Linked DNA regions of Homo sapiens: region 1 is linked to region 2. Evidence: chromatin loops called from intact Hi-C (ENCODE). Cell type or tissue: sigmoid colon. All regions are shown on one strand. Each heading gives the region's core, and the rest is flanking DNA. Links, peaks and the distances in the headings are about the cores only. Region 1 has its middle 16 kb from the start of LINC01436. Region 2 has its middle 72 kb from the start of LINC01436.

What was found. Hi-C counts contacts between places; a loop is a spot of excess contacts. Peaks named below come from ENCODE experiments on the same cell type or tissue, not always from the same donor. Only the 100,000 strongest peaks of a DNase experiment are listed, where the experiment ranks them.
Region 1: it touches region 2 in a loop (5-fold over the local background); 17 of 110 quality-filtered maps call a loop at or near these places.

The regions. Positions count from the first base shown.
Region 1 is chr21:36,015,509-36,027,004 of GRCh38, reverse strand. It overlaps the pseudogene RPL23AP3. Among named protein-coding and RNA genes, the nearest start is that of LINC01436, 16 kb to the right of the region's middle. In sigmoid colon, for the core only: no CTCF peak of the experiment used is centred there; no DNase peak of the experiment used is centred there.
Region 2 is chr21:35,927,518-35,939,013 of GRCh38, reverse strand. No RefSeq gene overlaps it. Among named protein-coding and RNA genes, the nearest start is that of LINC01436, 72 kb to the left of the region's middle. In sigmoid colon, for the core only: no CTCF peak of the experiment used is centred there; DNase peaks (open chromatin) are centred at 5,373 and 6,643; H3K27ac peaks cover 585 bases.

The DNA of each region.
Region 1 (11,496 bases), core at 1,242-9,241, 89 kb before region 2:
TTGGTGGCACATGCCTGTAATGCTAGCTACTCAGGAGGCCAAGGCATGAGAATCACTTGAATCTGGAAGGCCCAGGTTGTAGTGAGCCTAGATCATGCCGCTGTACTGCAGTCTGGGCGCCAGAGCAAGACTTTGCCTCAAAAAAAAAAAAAAAAAAAAAAAGAGTAAGCCAGGCGAGGTGGCTCATGCCTGTAATCCCAGCACTTTGGGAGGCTGAGGCAGGCAGATCACCTGAGGTCAGGAGTTCGAGACCAGCCTGACCAATGTGGAGAAACCCCGTCTCTACTAAAAATACAAAATTAGCAGGGCACGGTGGCTCACGCCTATAATCCCAGCTACTCGGGAGGCCGAGACAGGAGAATTGCTTGAACCTGGGAGGCGGAGGTTACGGTGAGCTGAGATCGCGCCATTGCACTCCAGCCTGGGCAAAAAGAGTGAAACTCCGTCTCAAAAAAAAAAAAAAAGTATTCAGGTTGGAATAACAAGTTTTTTTTGTTTTGTTTTGAGACAGTTTCGTGCTCTGTCACCCAGGCTGGAGTGCAGCAGTGGCATAATCTCAGCTCACTACAACCTCCACTTCCTGGGTTCAAGTGATTCTCCTGCCTCAGCCTCCTAAGTAGCTGGGGTTACAGGCGTGCACTACGCCACCACTCCCAGCTAATTTTTTTGTATTTTTTTTAGTAGAGCTGGGTTGTGCCATGTTAGCCAGGCTGGTCTTGAACTTCTGACCTTAGGTGATCCAACCGCCTCGGCCTCCCAAAGTGCTGGGATTACAGGTGTGAGCCACCCACACCTGGCCACAAGTGATTTTTGATGGTTGTGGTTCAATGTTAAGAGTAGGTGGCCACCATGTAGTCTAGGCAGGGAGTCTTGACTCACAACCATGGCAGCAGTCGTGCGAGAGGAGAAATACTGTGTCTCTGTATTAGAAGGCAGTGTCTCTGATACCAGCAGGAGAAAAGTACTGGCAGGGGGCAACTGCTAGGATCTATCTTCTTTCTTTTATAGGTCACCAGGGCAAAAGTCTATAAAGGAGGCCACTACCACCAAAAAATGTCCCCCAGGAAGCTAAATAAGTGCTTTCAGCTTTGTTGATTGGGGCTGTTTGCCTTAGAACCCTGCTCCTCACAGGGTGATCTGCAGAGCACATCAGCAGCACCTGGGAGCCTATTAGAAATTCAGGATCTTGGCCGGGCGTGGTGGCTCACACCTGTAATCCCAGCACTCTGAGAGGCAGAGGATCACCTGAGGTCAGGAGTTCAAGATCAGCCTGGCCAACATGGGGAAACCCTGTCTCTACTGAAAACACAAAAATTAGCTGGGTGTGGTAATGGCACCTATAATCCCAGCTACCTGGGGAGGCTAAGCCAGATCACTTGAGGTCAGGAGAATCGCTTGAACCCGGGAGGTGGAGGTTGCAGTGAGCCGAGATCGTGCCACTGCACTCTAGCCTGTGTGACAGAGCGAGACTCCATCTCAAACAAACAAACACACACAGACACACACACACACAAATGAAAAGAAATTCAGGATCTCAGGCCCTGCCCTGGACCCACTGAATCAGAATCTGCATTGGAACAAGATTCCCGTGTACGTGAAAGTTAGGAAAACAGTGTCTTCGAGGTGTGACCGACTCCAGACATCGAGCCAGTTGGGCGGTTTATGACCTGTCTTCTGGGCTGTCCATTGGCAATCCCTTTAGCCCTGTCCTGGTTCACCCTTCCTTGACACGAGGTGCCAGTGGAGATGGCTCATTTACAGAAAGTGAGGCGGGGCTGGGGTTCTGCTCAGAGGACCCACGAGGCCCGATTATCAGCACAATGACCATGGTTTTGCCCCTTTTACTTTGGGGCATGGCAGTTGCCAAAGACTTCTTGAAGTGGGAGGCAGCTGGACAGAAAGCCACCAGCCCCTTACTCACACCACATGCTGGGGAGCCTCTGCGCCGTGGGGCTGCGGACCTCCAGCCTAAATCACTCACATTTGTGAGTTTTTCATTCACCGGGAAAAATAGATCCCAGTGCAGCAGTGTGGTTACAAAATCGCCGAGCTCCACAGGTGCATTAGGACTGGTGCACCCTGAGTGGAGGGGTCCCAGGATGTTCAGACTGGACCGTGGCATTGACTTAGCATTTCCAGGTGCCAGCACAGTACGACAGGCTGCCAGCCCTGAATCAGTTTCATCCTCAGTGGCTACAATAGTCTCCCCCAACAGATGGGGAAAGTCCAGCTCAGTCAGTCAGTCCAGCTTATTTTTATTAGCTAGCAAAGTCCCTTCCTTGTCCAAGGTTCGTGGCTGGTATAGACAGACCAGCTCTGGGTCCTGGTCTGCTGGATACCATGTGGGCACTTGGTACCCTCTCAGCCTTGAGAGACAGGGTCCTGCTCTTTTGCCCAGGCTGGAGTGCAACGGCCAATCATGGCTCACTGCAGCCTCAAATTCGTGAGCTCAAGCAACCATCCTGCCTCCGTCTCCTGAGCAGTTGGAACTACAGGCACGCACCACCACACCTGGCTAATTCTAAAAATATTTTGTAGAGACGGGGGTCTCACCATGTTGCCCAGACTGGTCTCAAACTCTAGGCCTCAAGTGATCCTCCCACCTTTGTCTCTCAAAATGCTGGGATTACAGGCATGAGCCACTGTGCCCAGTTACCACCCAGCCTCTTTCCAGTCGTTTCCCCTGGCTGCTCTCTGATTCCCCACAGCACTGAGGTCAAGGTTGAGTTTCACTGGAATCTTAAAGAACAAGCAGAGAAGGATGTTGGGAAAGGCAGTGGTGGAGGGGGAGCAGTCTTCACCTTTGCTTTGTCTTGGCCATCATAGATTCTGGGACAGGAACCTCAGAAAAGGAGGAAACTTGGCCAGGCACGGTGGCTCATACCTGTAATCCCAGCACTTCGGGAGGCCAAGGCGGGCAGATCATTTGAGATCAGGAGTTTGAGATCAGCCTGGTCAACATGGTGAAACCCCGTCTTTACTAAAAATACAAAAATTAGTCGAGTGTGGTGGTGGGTGCCTGTAATCCCAGCTACTCGGGAGGCTGAGGCACTAGAATCACTTGAACCCAGGAGGTGGAGGTTGCAGGAGCCGAGATTGCAGCACTGCACTCCAGCGTGTACAACAGAGGGAGACTCTGTCTCAAAAAAAAAAAAAAAAAGGAGGAAACTTCAGGAGAGATGGGGGTAGGGGGGTGGGGGTGGGACCAGATGACTGCACTTTGAAAGTTGGCTGTGCCCTCTCTTTCCTGTGGCTTTGGTTGCCTTCAGCTGGTTCTAACATGCTCAGAGCTCAGGTACGGAGGCAGGTGGGGCTGCTGGCCGCCCGGGCATGCTGGCCACGCTGATTTCATGGGATTGTTTTCAGCCATTAGTGCGTATTGTGCAGAATGACAGGGAACAGGGCCTAGTGCCTCTTTTTCTCTTCTTTTGTTTATATACTTTTTTTTCCTCTTTATGAGGGAGAAAAAAGGGCTGACTCCCTTTCAAGGGACATGAAAACTGAGTTTTGTCTTCCCTTCCTATTACTGTCAAACAAAAGTCACCTTCAAACTCCAGCTCACATGGAGTCCGTCACTGGCAGGAAGCAGGGCCTTCACTCCTGAATGTATAACTTACAGTAAGTTCTCAGCAGACCAAAAAAAATTCCTTTTATCATGTTCTGGTTTTTTTCCTTCCACTGTTTTATTTCACTTACAACATCACTCAGGCCCAAATGGTATTTGTCAGGAGTAATTGGCAAACGCTGGAGGCTGTGTTCAAGGCTGCTTGAATGGAAAATCTCAAAGCAGTTGTCCATGTTGAAAGAAAATATTACATTTGATCTTTTTAAAAAATGATTTTCGCAGACATGATGCATGTCTGCATTCTTTAGCCTTACAACCTCTTTATATTTGGGAGGGGAAAGAAAACCTCCCTGCAGGAAGTAGCACTTCACAGTTAATTTACAGTACGTCGGAGAAGTAATGACAACACATGAAAAGTCATTTGAAAAACATGACTATGATTTATTTTATTAGCTAGCTCATAAGCCTGTACTGGTTTGCAGGTTGTTATGCATTGAGTTATGACTTCAAGCTTTGCATTTCATGTGTATTTCTCTAAGGATGTTTATTCTTCTGGATGAAAATATGCTTAAGGATGGTGGCAGCCATCCACGGGGGGTGGTGTAATACCTTCACATGCAGTCTCATTTCTAAGCTACATGCTTTTCCAGAGCAGGACATCATATAGCCAGCAAATGAGAATCATCTGATTAAACTGAGGCCCAGAGAGCAGGGATAACGTGACTGAGGCCATGCAGTGAATGGTGACTGGGTACCCTAAATCTGTTGTCATCATACTGTACCAGCTGGTTCCTCTGTGCATTTTCACTTCCAGGAACAGAGCATAGCATCAATGACACGGTTCTGAGGCTTTTAAATCCATACTACCCGCTATTAATATGCCTTCCTCCATGTTCCAGGGGTGTATGTGCACATGCCCAAAGGAAATGACACAGTCCAGGGACTGAGGATGGCAGAGCTCATAGGAAGTACCACCTCATATCTGCTATGCTGGGATAATTCTGGAACAGTCACATACCAAGAGCCACTTTGATGTTATAGAAAACTCTATACCAGGAGTTGGCAAACTATGGCCAGTTTCTATTTTTGTAAATAATTTTTTTTTTTCCTAAGCCGGGTATGGTTGCTCACGCCTGTAATCCCAGCACTTTGGGAGGCTGAGCTGGGTGGATCACTTGAGGTCAGAAGTTCGAGACCAGCCTGGCCAAAATGGCAAAACCCCATTTCTACTAAAAATACAAAAATTAGCTGGTTGTGGTGATGCATGCCTGTAATTCCAGCTACTCAGGAAGCTGAGGCAGAAAGAATGAACCTGGGAGGCAGAGGTTGCAGTGAGCCGAGATGATGCCACTGCACTCCAGCCTGGGTGACAGAGTGAGACTCTGTTTGAAAGAAATTTTTTTTTTCTAAATGCAAACTTTATTATGACAAAATATGTATAACATAAAATTTACTATTTTAACCATTTTAAATTGTACAATTCAGTGGCATTGAGTATATTCACACTTTGTATAACCATCCCCACTATCTAATTTCAAAACTTTTTCAGCACCCCAAATAGGAACTCTGTACCGTGAATCGGTAACTTTCCATTTCCCACTTTCCTGAGCTTCTAGTAACTTCTACTTTCTATCTCTATGAATTTGCCTGTTCTAGGTACTTCATGTAAGTGCAGTCATACGATCTTTTTACTTTTGTGTCTGGCTTATTTTACTTAGCATCATGCGTTCAGGGTTCACCCACGTTGTAGCACGTGTCAGAATTTCATTCCTTTTTAAGGCTGTATACTATTCCTTTGCATGTACGTGTATCTACACATTTCGTTTGTCCATTCATCTATTGATGAACACCTGGGTTATTTCCACCTCTTGGCTATTGTGAGAATAACATTCATATACAAGTATCTGTTTGAGTCCCTGCTTTACATTTTTTTGGGTATAGAGCGAAGCATGTGTAAATAAAGATTTTCACGTGTATTTGTTTGGCAGTTGCATATGGTTGGTTTCACTTCCCAACAGCAGAGCTGAGGAGGTGTGACAGAGACTACTCCGGTTTGTGGTTCACAAAGCTGAAAATACTTACTATCAAGCCCTTTACAGAAAAGTTTGCTGGCCTCTGCTAGAGCTGATACAGTACGTGCCCTGTTCGATGGCTCTGTTGGAGAGTGCCTCTCTCCATCACTGGCTTTGAACAAGGCCTACCTGTTTGCCTGGTACTTGGTACCCACAGAGTGATAGCATCAGGCATGCTCCAACCACCAGCAAGTTTGCTCGCCCCCTGGGGTCTGCCGTCCTCCCAGGGGTTTGCTGACGGCCATGAGATGCTGCTTTTTGGCTCTCCTAGAACCTGGAGCAAATCTTCTCTATACTGGGGCAGCATTTCTTTCCCTGCCTCGACCCACAGGTGTTAGTTTCCCAGGGCTGCCGTTACAAAGTTCCACAAGCTCGGTGGCTTAAAACAACAGACATTTATTCTTGCACAGTCCTGGAGGCTGGAAGTCTGAAATCATGGTGTGAGCAGGGCTGTGCTTGCTCTAAAGGCTCTCAGGGAGAATCTGTTCCCTGCCTTTCTCCCAGCTTTTGGTGGCGGCCGGCCATCCGTAGGGCTCCCTGGCTTGCTGCTGCGTCACTCCCATCTCTGCCTATGTGGTCACATCACCTTCTCCCATGTCTCTTTCTGTATCTGTTTCTCCTTTTGTCTTATAAGGTTCATTGCATTCAGGGCTCACACAACTAATGTAGGATAATCTCAACTTGAGATCCTTCTCTTCATGACATCTGCAAAGATATGATTTCCAAGCAAGGCCGCATTCACAGGTACTGGGACTTAGGGATTGGGCATGTCTTTTTTTGGGGGAAGGGGACACCATTCAACCCACTGCAACAGATAATGGATGACATTCAAATCCAAACGGCATAGATGTATATATATAGCTAATAAAATGACACATCCCATGAGTGGACTCCGATTTTGAGAAAATATAAGATTTTTTTGTTTTGTTTTGTTTTTAAAGAAACAGAGTCTTGCTCTGTCACCCAGGCTGGAGTGCAGTGGTGCAGTGATAGCTTACTGCAGCCTTGACCTCCTGGGCTCAACTGATCCTCCCACCTCAGCCTCCTGAGTAGAGCTTGGGGTTACAGGCTCATGCTCCTGCACCCAGCTGATTTTGAGAAAATATCAAAAATCTGGTAGGGAAGTAAGGCAAATAACGCTGCTTTTATTTTCCCCAGGGACATTGATAAACACATTCATCCACATGAGTAAAGCAGCCATGTAAAGGTCTCCAAAAACTAGTCACTGAAAATCATTTAAAATGTATTTTATTTTTTAGTTTTTTTTGGAGACAGTCTCATTCTGTCACCCAGGCTGGAGTGCAGTGGTGCAATCTCAGCTCCTTGCAACCTCCACCTCCTGGATTCAAGAGATTCTTTTGCCTCAGCTTCCTGAGTAGCTGAGATTACAGGCGCTCACCACCACACCTGGCTAATTTTTGTATTTTTAGTAGAGATGGGGTTTTGCCATGTTGGCCAGGCTGGTCTTGAACTCCTCACCTCAAGTGATCCACCCACTTTGGCCTCCCAAAGTGCTGGGATTACAGGTGTGAGCCAATATGGCCGGTCTAAAAATGTGTTTTAAGGACTAGATTATTTTTTTAAAGAGTATTGATTTTTTTCTTTTTCTGTATTCCACAGATAATTAAGCAAACAGGCCAAGGGTAGTGATGGCTCACACCTGTAATCCCAGCACTTTGGGAGGGTGAGGCAGGAGGATCACTTGAGGCCAGGAGTTTGAGACCAGCCTGCTCAACACAGCAAGACCCCGTCTCCACAAAAAAAAAAAAAAAAAAAAAAAAAAAATTAGCTGGGTGTGCTGGCACATAGCTGTAGTCCCAACTATTCTGGAGGCTGAGGCAGGAGGATTGCTTGAGCCCAGGAGGTTGAGGCTACAGTGAGCTAGGATCGCATCACTGCACTCTAGTCTGGGCTACAGAGTGAGAACCTGTCTCAAAAATACAACAAATAAAATAAATAAGATAATTAAGCAAGCGAGTACCACAATAAACACATTTAAATAAACACATTTTTGTTAAAAATCACAGTAAATGGAATTCACACATTTTTGGCTATGTAAGAAGAGTTCCAGTAGAGTAGCCTTGATTCTCGTAAGGGCTGCTAGTGGCTTCCTCTGCTGATGAGGAACACAGGACAAATCCAGGACATCTGATTTTTCTTGTGGTACGTGCATGAAAGCTAATCTGAATGACAATACTGGAAAAAAGCAAAGAAGAGTTCATACAGCCTGATGGCAGGTTTCTCCTCTTTGCTTGGAGAGAGGCAGGGTGGCATATTCGTTCATCAGCAGTGCAGGGGTTACTCACGTGTGTTTAGCCTTGACATCTTTCATGTTAAAAATCTATCTCAGGGCCAGGCACGGTGGCTCACGCCTATAATCTCAGCACTTTGGGAGGCTGAGGGGGGTAGATAGCTTGAGGTCAGGACTTCAAGACCAGCCTGGCCACCATGGTGAAACCCCATCTCTACCAAAAATACAAAATAAAAATTAGCCAGGTGTGGTGGCGGGCATCTATAATCCCAGCTACTCAGAAGGCTGAGGCAGGAGAATCACTTGAACCTGGAAGGCGGAGGTTGCAGACAGCCGAGATCACATCACTCCACTCCAGCCTGGGCAACAGAGCGAGACTATGTCTCAAAAAAAAAAAAAAAAAGAATATATTTCAGAATGAAATGCAAAAGAAAACAACAGAAACTATAAAACCACACCTTGCAAGCAGCAGAACAATTTGTATTTCCCACGGCTGCTCACTGTGGATCAAGGGCTTCTGGGTTGTGAGGGGAAGCATAGGTGGTTCATTCATTCTCACCTAACTTCTTTTTTTTCACTACAGAAAGCACATCGGAAGTGACATTATTTTAGGGATAATGTTTAAGCCATTTTAGGCTTTTGAAGGCATAATTTAATTTTATGTCAGGGAGAAGGCTAAATTTGGATTAATAACAAATTACTTGTGCACATCTCATAGCTGCTTGGGATAATGTTACGGTTGGTCTCAATGTACAAGATTATTTCCCTGTTGGAAAATTAGGGGCTTCCCCAGCCTGAGCACAGCAGTGTTACATAGCAGTAGAAATGGGAGCCACAGCTGAACTTTCTGGAAAAAGAAATCTGAGAGCAGGACAACATCGAGAGGGCCTTTCATGGTCCCACATAGAGCGGGCATCAGGATTCTGCGGTTGTCCGGAGCTGTGCAGGTAGAAATGGTGGTACCCAGGGCCATGCAAGTTTTTCTTGGCCAGACTGATCCTTCGAGGGAAGCTTTTTGGAGTGGTCCATTGAGAAATGGAGAGTGTGCTAGAATTAGACTATGAAGCCCTCATGGAAGCAATCAGCTCCACCAGCATCAAACCTCGGAGTTGTCATGGGGACACATAGAATGGTATCCTCAGACAGGGAGGGGCCCAGGACCTGTCACCAAGCCCAGGAACACCAGCTCTGGGCTCCACTTCCTGAAGCCCTGCTTGGCCTCCCATTCAAAATCACAAGGAATATCAAAACATGCCTCCCCAAATCTTACCACGCAAAATCTCACTCTGAAAGGGGAAGAAGAGAGGAAGTTAAGGACTGAGGAGGAGAAGCGAAGCGTTTCTTTTGTTTTTTTGAGGGTGTTTTTGGTTTGTTTTTTGTTTTTTTGAGATGGAGTCTTGCTCCGTCACCTAGGCTGGAGTGCAGTGGTGGTATCTTGGCTCACTGCAACCTCTGCCTCCCAGGTTCAAGCAATTCTCCTGTCTCAGTCTCCCGAGTAGCTGGGACTACAGGCGTGCACCACCACGCCCAGCTAATTTTTGTATTTTTAGTAGAGATGGGGTTTCACCATGTTGGTCAGGCTGGTCTCGAACTCCTGACCTCAGGTTATCCACCCGCCTCAGCCTCCCAAAGTGCTGGGATTACAGGTGTGAACCACCATGCTCGGTGGAAAAAGAGGGATTTTAGAATCATTTCACTATTTCCACTGAAAACTTGCTCCACTCCTCCACAATCATTCATTTTCATGGGGGTAGAGGATAGCGGTGGGGAGGCTTGGAGTGATGTATATTTGTCTCCATATCGTAATATTTCCTTCCCATTAAAATGTGGTACCTCCAAATTTGTGATATAGCATCGCAATGTAATCTGGCAATGTACAAAAAGAAAAGGAAATAAATGTTGGTCTGAAGTAGGGTAAATATGACATACAATCAGTGATGTCAGCAGCTATCAAAATTGTAAAACATAATCATGGCTCTTGATTCTAGCATAGTGAAGAGCTGGGTTGATGAACTGTGACCCATGGGCCAAATCCAACCTGATGCCTGTTTTTTGTTTTTGTTTTTGTTTTTGAGATGGAGTCTCGTTCTGTCACCCAGGCTGGGTGCAGTGGTGCGATCTTGGCTCACTGCATGCAACCTCCGCCTCCTGGGTTCAAAGTGATTCTCCTGCCTCAGCCTCCTGAGTAGCTGGGACTACAGGTGCGTGCCACCACACCCGCCTAATTTTTGTATTTTTTGTAGAGACAGGGTTTCACCATGTTGGCCAGGCTGGTTTTGAACTCCTGAGCTCAAGTGATCTTCCCACCTCGCCCTCCCAAAGTGCTGGGATTACAGGCACGAGCCACCGTGCCCGGCCCCTGATTCCTGTTTTTATTAATAAAGTTTCATGGAAACACAGCCACACCCTTCATTTACATATTGCCTATAGCTGCTTCGTTCTTACAAAGGCAGAGTTGAGTAGTTGCAACAGAGACTATGTATGGCCTGCAAAGCTGAAAATATTTACTATGAAGAAATAGAAAAACTTTACCAATCTCAATTTAAAAATTAAGATGGGCTTTTCACAAGATGGCACCGAAAGCAAAGAAGGAAGCTCCTGCCCTCCTAAAGCCGAAGCCAAAGCGAAGGCTTTAAAGGCCAAGAAGGCAGTGTTGAAAGGTGTCCACAGCCACAAAAAAAATGATCCACACGTCACCCACCTTCCAGTGGCCCAAGACACTGCGACTCTGGAGGCAGCCCAAATATCCTTGGAAGAGTGCCCCCAGAAGAAACAAGCTTGACCACTATGCTATCATCAAGTTTCCGCTGACCACTGAGTCGGCCATGAAGAAGATAGGAGACAGCAACACACTTGTGTTCATAGTGGATGTTAAAGCCAACAAGCACCAGATCAAACAGGCTGTGAAGAAGCTCTATGATATTGACATGGCCAAGGTCAACACCCTGATTCGGCCTGATGGAGAGAAGAAGGCATATGTTCCACTGGCTCCTGATTATGATGCTTTGGATGTTGCCAACAAAATTGGGATCATCTAAACTGAGTCCAGCTGGCTAATTCTAAATATATGTATATCTTTTCACATAAAAAAATTAAGATGGAAACCAAAGCAAAGATGAACTATGGAGATAGTCTAAGCAGTGATCTTCTACTATAACATTGGATTGCGTTTGTGTCTGCCTTCCCTCTTGCCCCACACCTGCTTTAATTTTTTTTTTTTTCTCTCTCAGATACTTCTGGGTAAAAGTGACAAGCCAACTGGCAAACCTGCAGAAATTAAATTACATGCAGAAGATGGCCTGGGATGGGAGCAGTGGCTCATGCCTGTAATCCCAGCACTTTGGGAGGCTGAGGCTTAAGGACTGCTTGAGGCTAGGAGTTTGAGACTAGCCTGGGCAACATAGCAAGAGCTCGTCTCTACTAAAAATTCGAAAAAAAAATGAGCCAGGTGTGGTGGTGTGCACCTGTAGTCCCAGCTACTTAAGAGGCTGAGGTGGGAGGATTGCTTGAGATTGGGAGATTGAGGCTGCAGTGAGCTACGATCACACCACTGCAGTCCAGCCTGGGTGACAGTGAGACTGTCTCTAACAACAACAACAAAAGGAAGG
Region 2 (11,496 bases), core at 2,420-10,419:
CCGTGAGAGGCCGCCTGTGTGTTTCTAAAGACATCCATTGCTCACTGTGACACTCTCCTCCAATCACTGGTGGGTTTAATGCAGGTGACACATGTGAGGTTTACCTGATTTGCAATTGGGGATCTCAAGGAAGTGTTTTTGGCATGGCCCTTGTAACTATGTTCTTTCACCAGGAAGGACACATTTTATTCCCATTCTAATAAAAGAATCACAATGTAGTGGTTTGAAAGTGTGTCTGTGACCATGCCATTGAGAAAGGAAAAGCCAATGTTTCTATTCAACATTGAAGACAATAGTTTAAAGGCTGTCAGGCAGGAGGAGTCCTCTCTTCCTTGGGAGAGGGTTGGTCTTTTTGTCTATTCAGGGCATTGACTGATGGGATGAGGCCCGCCTACATGAGGGAGGGAAATCTGCTTTACTTAGTCTACTAAGTTCAGTGTTAAACTCCTCCAAAAACACCTTCATGGAAACACCCAGGGTAATGTTTAACCAAATGTCTGGGCACCTTCTGGCCCAGTCAAGTTGACACATAAAATTAGCCATTACGGTTAAGTAATATATCCTTTGAGTTTCATCCTTCTTATTTATTTGTATTGTCTTCTATGGTTGTGCTAAATATTTTTAAATAACACAGCAAACACATGTTACAGCTGTCATGTTCCCAAAGTGCTGATAGCATATCCTTTCTGTGAACAATATTCACATTTGGAAATAGAGATCTCTGACCACAGTGCTCCTCCTGCATGATCCCAGCTATGGCATTGGGTGAATTCTGTGGCATATGGAAGCTATTAATTTCTTCCTTTTTCTACTTACTCCCCAGCTACTTTCTTCTTTAAGGCCCAGGCCGCATGTTCACACGTTGTCTGTGGCTTCTTCTGAGCTATAGCACCAGAGTTACATGGCTGGGACATAGACCGTCTGATCTACAAAGCCTAAAAATATTTCCTAACTCGCAGAAAAAGTTGATTGACCCCCTACTCCACAGTTTCATAAAATAAACCTTACCACTTCAGTTTTAAATTTGAAGAAACCAAGACTCTGGAAGATTATTTACTTTCCTAAGGTTCCTAACCAACAGGAAATTGGCAGTTGTGTGACTCAATTTCAGAACCAGGATATTTCCAACATACCATGCCACCTTGGGGGAACTTGTCTTTAGTTTGTGTGGTCCACTTTTTCTGCTTAGAGAGCATGATTTTGACCTGTCATATGGACCTAATTTTGTTGTTGTCAATCTCCTTTTTAGCTCAGCAAACTCACACTCAATACGTAATCTCTGTTTCTGGGTCTTAGCTATCTTCTAATTTATTATGAACTCAATAAATACTTCTTTTATTTTGTAATTTAAGGTTGTTGATGAAAGGGTTAAGGTTGTGTTGGATAAAGGTGCGATTGTCTGTGAAATGCCACTAGTTATGCATCCAGAGTGAATCATTAAAAACAAAACCCACCTTTTAATGTCGAAATCATTTTAGATTTATGGAAGAGTTGCAAAGGCAGTACAGAGAGCTTTTTGTATACTCTTCACCTGTTTTCCTTAATGTTAACCTCTTACATAACAGTGGCATATTTATAAAAAGTAAGAACTCAACATTGATACAATACTATTAATTAGACGATAGACTTTATTCTGATTTGTTTTTCTACTAATGACTTTTTTTCTTTTCCAGAATCTAATCCAGGATACGATGCTGCATTTAGTCATTACAGCCCCTTAGTCTTCTCCAATCTGTGACAGATTCTCAGTCTTTTGTTGTTTTTTACGACCTTGACATTTCTCAAGAGGACTGGTTAGACATTTTGTAGAATGTTCCCCATTTGCATGTGTCTGATGTTTTCTTGTGATTAGACCAGGGTTTTGGGTTTCTGGGAAGAATACCATGAAGATGAAGTGCCCTTTTCATTGCCTCATGGCAGGTGCATGTGATGTCAACATGACTTCATACCGCTGATGTTAACCTTGATCATTCGGTTGGGTGAATGATTTTTAATGATTGATCATCAATATTGGGTCACACTAATTTTGTATTCAGCACAATGGTAGGTACTTACTGGGTGAGATAATTGAGAAACAGCATAGAAAATCATTCCAAAAAATGGATAAAAAAGAATATTCTTTATATAATGTGCAAGGAAATAGTGAGTAGGCAAAGAATAGACAATTCACAAGGGAAAAGTTTTTTTCTTCTTTTCACAAGGGAAAACATTTTGAAAAATACGTGAAAAAGTTTCTCCTTATGGATAAATAGTAATTGTCATATCATTATAATATTAATTTTAAAATGGTACACAAACTTAAGAATATTAATTGAAAAGCTGGTGTAACCAATTTGTATTTCCAGTCTAATTACAATTATTTAAAAATATGCAAAGTTAAAGAAGACCAGATCATAGAATAAATGTTAATAGTGATTGCTTTTGGATGATGAGTTTGTGGGTGATTGTTTTTCTCCTTTTGGCTTTTCTATAGCTTTGGAAAAATTTAACAATGGGCTTGCATTAGTCTTCTAGGGTTGTCCTAACAGAATATCACAGACTGGGTGGTTAAACGACAGACATTTATTTTTTCACAGTTCTGGAGTTTAGAAGTCCAAAATCACAGTGTTGACAGGGCTGGTTTCTTCTGGGGCCTCTCCCTGTGGCTCTCAGGTGGCTGCCTTTTCTTTGTACACACACATTCCTGGTGTCTCTTTCTCTTCTTGCAAAGACATTAGTCCTATTGGATCAGGGGCCCACCCTATGACTTCATGTAACCTTGTTAAAAGGTTAACATTATCTCCTTAAAGGCCTTATCTAACAGTCATATTGTGGGTTAGGGCTTCAACATATAAATTTTGCAGGGACACAATTCAATCCCTAACAGAGCTTTTTTTTTTTTTTTTTTCCTTGAGAGTTTCACTCACGTTGTCCAGGCCGGAGTGCAGTGGTGTGACCTTGGCTCACTGCAACCTATGCCTCCCAGGTTCAAGCAATTCTCCTGCCTCAGCCTTCCGAGTAGCTGGGATTACAGGCCCCCACTACCACACCCAGGTAATTTATGTATCTTTAGTAGAGACAGGGTTTCACCATGTTGGCCAGGCTGGTCTCAAACTCTTGACCTCAAGTGATCCACCCACCTTGTCCTCCCAGAGTGCTGGGATTACAGGCGTGAGCCACTGCACCCAGCCAGAGCTAAATTAACAGATGCGGTGTGAAGTACTGGAAAGAACATAAAAGTTAGAGTCAAAACCGATTTGAATAGCTACTTAAAGGCCATGTGAATTTAGGTAGATCTGCACCTCTGTTAGTTTATTTGTCAACCTGGAATACTAAAATAATTTTGCAGGATGTTTGGGAAAAAAACTTAAGTGATCCAATAAGCATGGAAGTGCCTAGCATGAGTTATACTTAACATTGACTTTCTTAAAAGACGTGGCACCTGTCCTTGGGATTTTTATAATCTCCTTAGAAAGACAAGATTAAAATACATTAATGGATGAAATGCCAAGTATTGTGGAACCTCATGTAGTCATGGTAGGAATGCAGAGGAGGTGGAGGGAGAATTGGAGGAATACTGAGAAAAATTCTAGGGAGTAGGAGGTACTTGTATGTTGAATGTGTTAGACACTGTTCTAAGTCATTTTGGATCCACGTTCATGCAAATATGTATTAAGTGCCTATCATGTGCCAGGCATTATTCAGGGCATTGATGCTACAGAGGAGAGCAGAATAGACAAAAATACCTGCTTTCATGTAGTTCATAGTCCAGTGGAGGGAGACAGGTAATAAACAAGTAAACAAGCAAGTATATGGTAGCGCTAGGGAGAAAAACATAGCAGGAAGCGTGTTCCCTTTAGGTAAGGTGACCAAGGTGCTTAGTGCTCACATGCAAAGATGAAGGCAATATCTTCTTGCTTTCCACTCAGGAAGAGAGTCTTAAAAACAGATCAATTACCAGAAACAGGGGAAACACTATTATATTAACCCAAGGCGATAGAGGGATAAAAGAGAGATGTACAGACTATGCCTGGGGAGTTAGGGATGTCTTCACAGAGAGGTGGTGTTTCAGCTGAGTCTTGGAGTGGATAGCATTTCCCCGGGCAAAGACCTGGAGGGCACCCCAGATGAAGGGAATGTGATTGGATTTGGGGGCTTGGAGGATAATTGGGTGTGTTGGGAGCATAGGGTAAGGAGCGGAGACAGGTTTGAAAGGTAGATGGGCACTTATATGTGAAGAACTTTTCTCTATGATGCTGGGAGAGTTTGGATTTTATTCTATAAGTGAAGGAAGTGACATTTATTTCAAGCAGGGGTTTTTCAAAATATTGCTTGCGTTGGAGGTTGGATGGATGCCGACTTCATTAACTGAGGTCTAGGAAAGAGTGCAAGAGGGTTGAGAGGAGAAGGAGAGATGAAAATGGAAGAGGAGATAGAGTGAAGGAAGGGGAAGTACTGAGTTCAGTCTGGGAAGGTGGAGGGTCCAATGGCAGTTGGATGAGGAGGCTGAGCTGGGGGAAAGTCAGGAGGAAACATCTAGATTTGAGTTGCACATCAAGACTCTAATTCTATCTGCCTTCCTAAGGTAGTTGATTCCACTTGCACCAAAATCTTGATTAGATTAAATCAACATCTTAAAAAATTAAAACAAATGACACGCCTTTCATTCTTCTGTAAATGTGAAGTTTAGTGCTTTTTTTTAAGAAATAAAAAACCGAGAAAGTTGCATAAATACGCATTTGTACTCTGCCTATTTGTGCTGATTATTTCTCAGCTAGGTTTCTGCCTATGGGTTTACAAAGTATCATTTACACAAAAGTACTTTGCCAGTTAAGGAATTACAATAGGAACATTTATTCACAGAAGCAGGTCATCCCTTTCTCCCACTCTCTCCACTCCCACTTTTGAAGCAGCATATGTTTTCTGTACATTTTTCTAGCCTTCAGAAATAACTTTGTAACAAGTTACAAATCCCTAGGGCCTGCGAATTTGAAGACATGTGGTGTATTTAAGTGCTCTCCTTCTTGCTTTATTATTCCTGTGGGTCCTCCTTCCTTCTCCTTCTAAGTCAGCTCTTGGCTCCTTACCTCAAGTGCCTACTGAGGACATTTGGGCTCATCTACTCTTTCTCTCAAGATCCCTGGGTCCAAGAACTGGTCAACCCTCTCCCAACATGATTTTGAGCTAAATTATCTATTGCCTTTTTTTTTCTTCATTCCTTTCCTTCTTGAAAGATGTCTACAGTCTGCCTTGGTCCTTTAGGGGTCAGTATACCCTCTTTCTTTCTCACTCTCTGGCTGGCTATTGTCGTGTGTGTGTGTGCACACACATATGTGATTCAGTGACTTTCTCCAGAGGCGCCTGGCTTGAGTGAGTTGGTTCTGTGCCATTGGGAGGAGGATAGTTTCTTCCCCACAGGGGCAGCGCTGCTCTGACTTAGGGAGTTTAATGTCTTGTCAGATGTTGATGCTTTTACTTCCCTTCCTGTTTCAACTGGAATGAGTCATATTTGAAAATATTTTCATCCTTTTAGTGACTATATTGAATAACACACATTTTTCATTATTATTTACTGCAATTAACCTTAACCTCATTCTTTTCTTCTTTTAAACATTAGCACAGTTATTTCTATTATTATCTAGGTTCCCTCTGTCTCTATACTTAGCTTCATTAAAACGGATTGCAGCTTAGATAGGTTGAGAAACAGTCTTTTTTAATTTCTGGAGACTCAGCTTTCATTAATGCAATAATGAAAACTATGGTGGGAGAGTGTAGATAGTTGGCTAATAGATTGTCCCAACCTATTTTAGATCGGCTTTCTCCTCATTTGTCCTCCCCTAAACCAAGCTACTTATAAATGTTCTCCAATTCTGAGCTCTTTTTTTTTTTTTTTTTTGAGGTGGAGTCTCACCCTGTCACCCAGGCTGGAGTGCAGTGGCATGATCTTGGCTCACTGCAATCTCCACCTCCCAGGTTCAAGCGATTCTCCTGCTTCAGCCTCCCCAGTAGCTGGGATTACAGGCATGTGCCACCATGTCCAGCTAATTTTTTTTTTTTTTAAGTAGAGATGGGGTTTTGCCATGTTGGCCAGGCTGGTCTCGAACTCCTGACCTTAGGTGATCCGCCTGCCTTGGCCTCTCAAAGCGCTGGGATTACAGGTGTGAACTACCACACCCGGCTGCGTTAATTAAACTTCCTTTACTGCCCTGAGCTATTCTTATGACATTTCTTTGAGACAGGACAAGTGACTCAGTCTCTTTGTAATTTATTGAGTTCTTTGATTAAAAGAGACCATTACCAGCTAAAAATTCTACCCTCTGCCCTCGCTTTCACATCCTTCGAATGGATAAAGGGAAGATCTGTACAACACAGCCAGATATCAATACTGCTGCATCGTGTGCCTGGCTTCCTGGTGGTAGCCACCTGCTGCTTAGAAACTGTTTCAAAGGGGAACTGGCGTACTTCCCTTTTAAGCAAGAGTTACAGCGCAAAAGCTGCCTCAGTCATAATTTCTAACGTAGTCATCTCCTCTTTATAAGTGCACTTCCTCAGAGACCTGTGGACATAAACTGAATGTGTTAGGCAGAGACCTTTCAAAATTTAGACTTGTTTTCTGGACAGATGCCAGATTTCCTGGATGGCTGGTTACAATCCCCTTGTCCACCCGCGCAGTGCAGCTAAGATTGTCTGTCTGAATCATCATCCTTTTTTAGTGTGTACTTAAAGTGGAAGTGATGTTTTCCAGACCCTGTGTAGGAATGAGCTCATGTCATGAGGTTTTGCTCTGATGTTGGTTTCTCTCAGTTAGTTTAGTGACATTAGGATCTGAAGGCCGACGAATGGCTTTGATACCATTTTAAGGTGTCTTCCATTTCCAGTACTCCAGGATTATTGGGAAATTACTGGGGAGATGAAGACATTATGTAAGGTGGCAGGTCAACCTACTAGTTATTCACAGCCATTGGAAGATACTATGGGACTGTTAATAGTATGTGCTGAAAAGACTTCTCTCTTGTTGCTTTAAAAAAATGTAGTTTATTTACATGTATATTGACTTCTTTATGGTCCTATCCTAAGTGGATAAATGGCTGAATTCTATTTTTCTGCTAAGATTTTAGGCAGGAGAGTATTTTTCATGAATGTCTTGTAAATCATTAGTAAATGTTCTCTGACAAAGGGTTCCATGGCTAGATAGGTTTGAGAAATGCTGGGGAAGAATATGATGATGTCACCCGTAGGACATTTACATTGCTCTTCCTGATGCTGATATACAAATATATGTCTGTTTAAATTGATTTAATGATCTAATAAAAACTAAATTTCTCCTCTGAGAAATTGATGAAAACAACCAACCGTGAATATCCTAGCAAACTGTTTTCATGTCTGTTTTCAGATAAGCATTCCCTGAAGAATTTTATTTATTCATTTGTTTATTTGTTCATTGAACACATATCTATTTTGTGCCTTCTCTGTGCCAATACTTAGGGAAACGCTGCACCTTAATGAAAAGAAGGCTGTGGCAGACATGGCTGGTCTCAGCCATCCCTTTCCTTTAGTAAAGTTGAGTCCAATGCAGCCCAGAACAAAGGTTATGTTTCCCAGCTTCCCTTGCAGCAAGAACTGCCACATGGCCCGTGGGATGTGACCTTGAGGGCTATGTGCAGAGTTGCTGTGGGGCCTCTATGCACAGGCTTAGGTATGCACAGGTATGCACGTGCTATGTGTTTTGGATGGCAGAACAGCAGGACAGGAAGAGCGGGAACTCTGATACTATGGAGTGTTATAACACTTTGAATATTTATGATTAGACCATATTTAAAATAAATAAACTATTATCAATTTAAGTTACTGTTACTTTGACCTTTTTTAATGATAGCCAAACTAATAACCTAACTGATCCAGAAAGGATTTTCAATGATCAGGCATTGTCATAAGATTCAGTAGGCACATTTAGGAGCTTTTTTTTTTTGAGATGGAGTTTCACTCTTGTTGCCCAGGCTGGAGTGCAATGGCGTGATCTTGGCTCACTGCAACCTCTGCCTCCCGAGTTCAAGCGATTCTCCTGCCTCAGCCTTCCCGAGTAGCTGGGATTACAGGCATGGCCCACCACGCCTGGCTAATTTTGTATTTTTAGTAGAGACAGGGTTTCTCCATTGTTGGTCAGGCTGGTCTCGAACTCCCGACCTCAGGTGATCCACCCACCTCAGCCTCCCAAAGTGTTGGGATTACAGGCTTGAGCCACTGTGCCTGGCCACATTTAGGAGCTTTTAAAAGTCAAGCAGTACATAATGACCATCTCAGTTTAGATAAAAGGCCTGAATATAGAAGGGTAACTTTTGTGAGCTTCTGAAAGTTCTCATTCCTACATTTTGAGAGAGGAAATGAAAGACCTAAGGAACTGAAATTCCTTTCAGTGATGGTGGAGAGAGGCCCATGTTCTTTTCACTGCTTTAGCCAACATATGTAGAGAAATAAGGCCAGGTTTTCATATGATGTCTGAATTTGCCCAGTTAGTCCAGGGGGGACAGGCGCTCAACATAGATTCAAGGGTTTTAAAATAATCAACATTTATTTTTCAAATTCCTTCTATATATCTTTGTAAAACAAATTCTGGCATAGCAAACTTCCTTCTTACCAACAGGCTACCTCTATCCACATAGTGGGCATATGTAAACACACGAGTATATATATTTAGATGTGGGTTCGGCATAAAATAGCTTTTTCTTCCTAAGTAAGGAAAAGAAAACCTCAACGCATTACTAAATGTGACATTTTGGATCCAAGTAGACAAAAAGAACCACGTGAAAATGTGCTAAGCTTCCACATAGTTAGCAACATGTCACTTTGTGAGAGAATTTTCATAATTAATGAGCCAGGTCAATTTGCTCTGCATTTGACTTTGATGAATATGTCGTGGAGTATTCCCACTGGGACTCTTTCCAGTTGGTTTGGGAAGCTCTTATGTCTATATCCTGTGTGTGTGCATGGATCAAAGTGCTGGCATCTAATGCTGCCATGTTAGGTTAGGGAACAGCCGTGCGAACCCAGTAACAATGCCTGAGATCCCACACTGGCCCAATACATGACCCAGATGGACGGACCCCAAGCCAACAAACATAAAATTGAAACCAAAGCTATTTGGAAAGGGGATTGGACCACTCATCTGGCTGTTTTATAGAGTCTTAGAGAATTTATGTAATTAAATTTTCCTTCCTAATTCTGGCATTAATTTGTTTATTTATGTATTTTTTAAGACACAGCCTCATTCTGTTGCCCAGGCTTGAGTGCAGTGGTGCAATCATGGCTCACTGCAACCTCTACCTCTCAGGCTTAAGGGATCCTCCCACCTCAGCCTCCTGGGTAGCTGGGACTACAGGCGTACACCACCATGCCCATCTGCCATGAATTTAGAGACTGAATGAAATGACCTTAGCATTACCATATCATCTTTTTAATTTATTTTTTATTTTTTGAGACAGAGTCTCACTCAGTAGTGTGGTCTTGGCTCACTGTGATCTCCACCTCCCGGGTTCAAGCGATTCTCCTGCCTCAGCCTCCCGAGTAGCTGGGATTACAGGTGTGCACCACCACACCTAGCTAATTTCTTTTTTTTGTATTTGTAGTAGAGACGGGGTTTCACCATGTTGGCCAGGCTGGTCTTGATCTCCTGACCTCGTGATCCATCTGCCTCAGCCTACCAAAATGCTGGGACTATGGGCATGTGCCACCATGCCCATCTGCCATGAATTTGGAGACTGAATGAAATGACCTTATTGTTACCGTATCATCTTTAACCATCTGATTAACATTTGCTTCATAGCAAATACAGTGTGTGGGGATAAATTATTTGCATGATAAGTTATCAGTCAGTGTCCAATCAGTGCATTATTCTGTCTAGAAACCGCTGTAAATATTTCAGAGAAGGAATTTCATACAAATTGGTGGTGCATGATTTGAGAGGAACGAAGGAGTAAATACAGGGAGTCAAGCTTACTTACAGATTGGTAACTGCAGGAAGTCACTATCCCCCTAGGCTTGAAAGCCAAAGAGAACATGATGCTTGCTGATCCACCAAGATTGTTGCTATTAACACTGAGCTGACCCAGCAGAATCCCAGAAGCCACCCTTGCCAGCCTTTGCTGCTGCCACCACCATCTCTAGAGGCACTACCAGAAGATGGAAAAAATAGCATCTCCCTTGCTTCCACCTCCAGTTTGCTACTAGTGCCTCCCATTGTAGAAGCTAACAAGAGGCTGATTGGCAAGAGGGATTTGGAAAATGTAGTTTCCAGGCTTTCTGCTCCTGGGTCACAGGGGAGGAGAAAGGAGAGAGAGTGGAGCTGAGAATAAGAGACTTCAAGCAGCACACAAGTGTTTCCAAGGATATATTCTATATACATTTAAAGTAGGTGTACATTATCTGATTACATTAATGAATGAATCTTTTTTTTTTTTTTTTTTTCCTGAGATGGAGTCTTGCTATGTTGCCAGGCTGGAGTGCAGTGGCACAAATCTCAGTTCACTGCAACCTCTGCCTCCTGGATTCAAGGGATTCCCCTGCCTCAGCTTCCTGAGTGGCTGGGACTACAGGTGCATGCTACCATGCCCAGCGAATTTTTGTATTTTTAGTAGAGACAGGGTTTCACAATGTTGGCCAGGATGGTCTCTATCTCTTGACCTCGTGATCCACCCGCCTCGGCCTCCCATAGTGCTGGGATTACAGGTGTGAACCACCACACCCAGCTGAATGAATCTTTTATTGCAGCCAAAATTTCACCTCTTTAAATCCACCTCTGTGAAAGTATAATCCAACATATACATACAATTCCAAAGTTTTGTGGATGCTAATGGGCTTTATATTGAAAATGTTCATGTTAATATTTACTCAGAGGAATTATCCAACTGGCATGTTGTACTGGGAAAATAAGACTGAAACTGTCATACATATTATCCCATTGCCATACCAATCACGTCTTCCTACAATAACCAACAAGGATCAAAGGTAAACAGAAAAGTAGTGAGGAAATGAGAAGGAACGTAGCTTAAATCTCATGTAGCTCCCATTGCAGATAAGAACCCAGATGGTCTCTTTTCTGGGCAAGTATAATCCCAAAGGCAACCCCAGCCCCAAAAATACTTTGGGGAGAGAGGAACTGGTACAAGGGTAGACCTACACCTCTCTTTGGGCTTCTTAATGGTCAAAGCAAGTCAAGGACTTAATGGTCTCAAGGAGTGGACATATAAGCGCTTTGTTCCACTGTGTGGCCCAGAAATGAAAGCCATTAATAAGAAAAAAGCCTGTTGGTCATAGTGGCATTGTATAAACAGGACTGGATAATTTTCTTTTATGAATTCATTCCTATCTCTTCACATGGGCCTGAGAAGTGTGTCTGGAAGGCATTTTCCTTTTTGGTTGGAGGTGACTTAACAGACTGGCAATTACTGTCATTATGAGCCCAGTCACATAGCTGGAAGATCTAGGCGGCTGCTGATTCCTGAGCAGCAATGGGACAAGTGG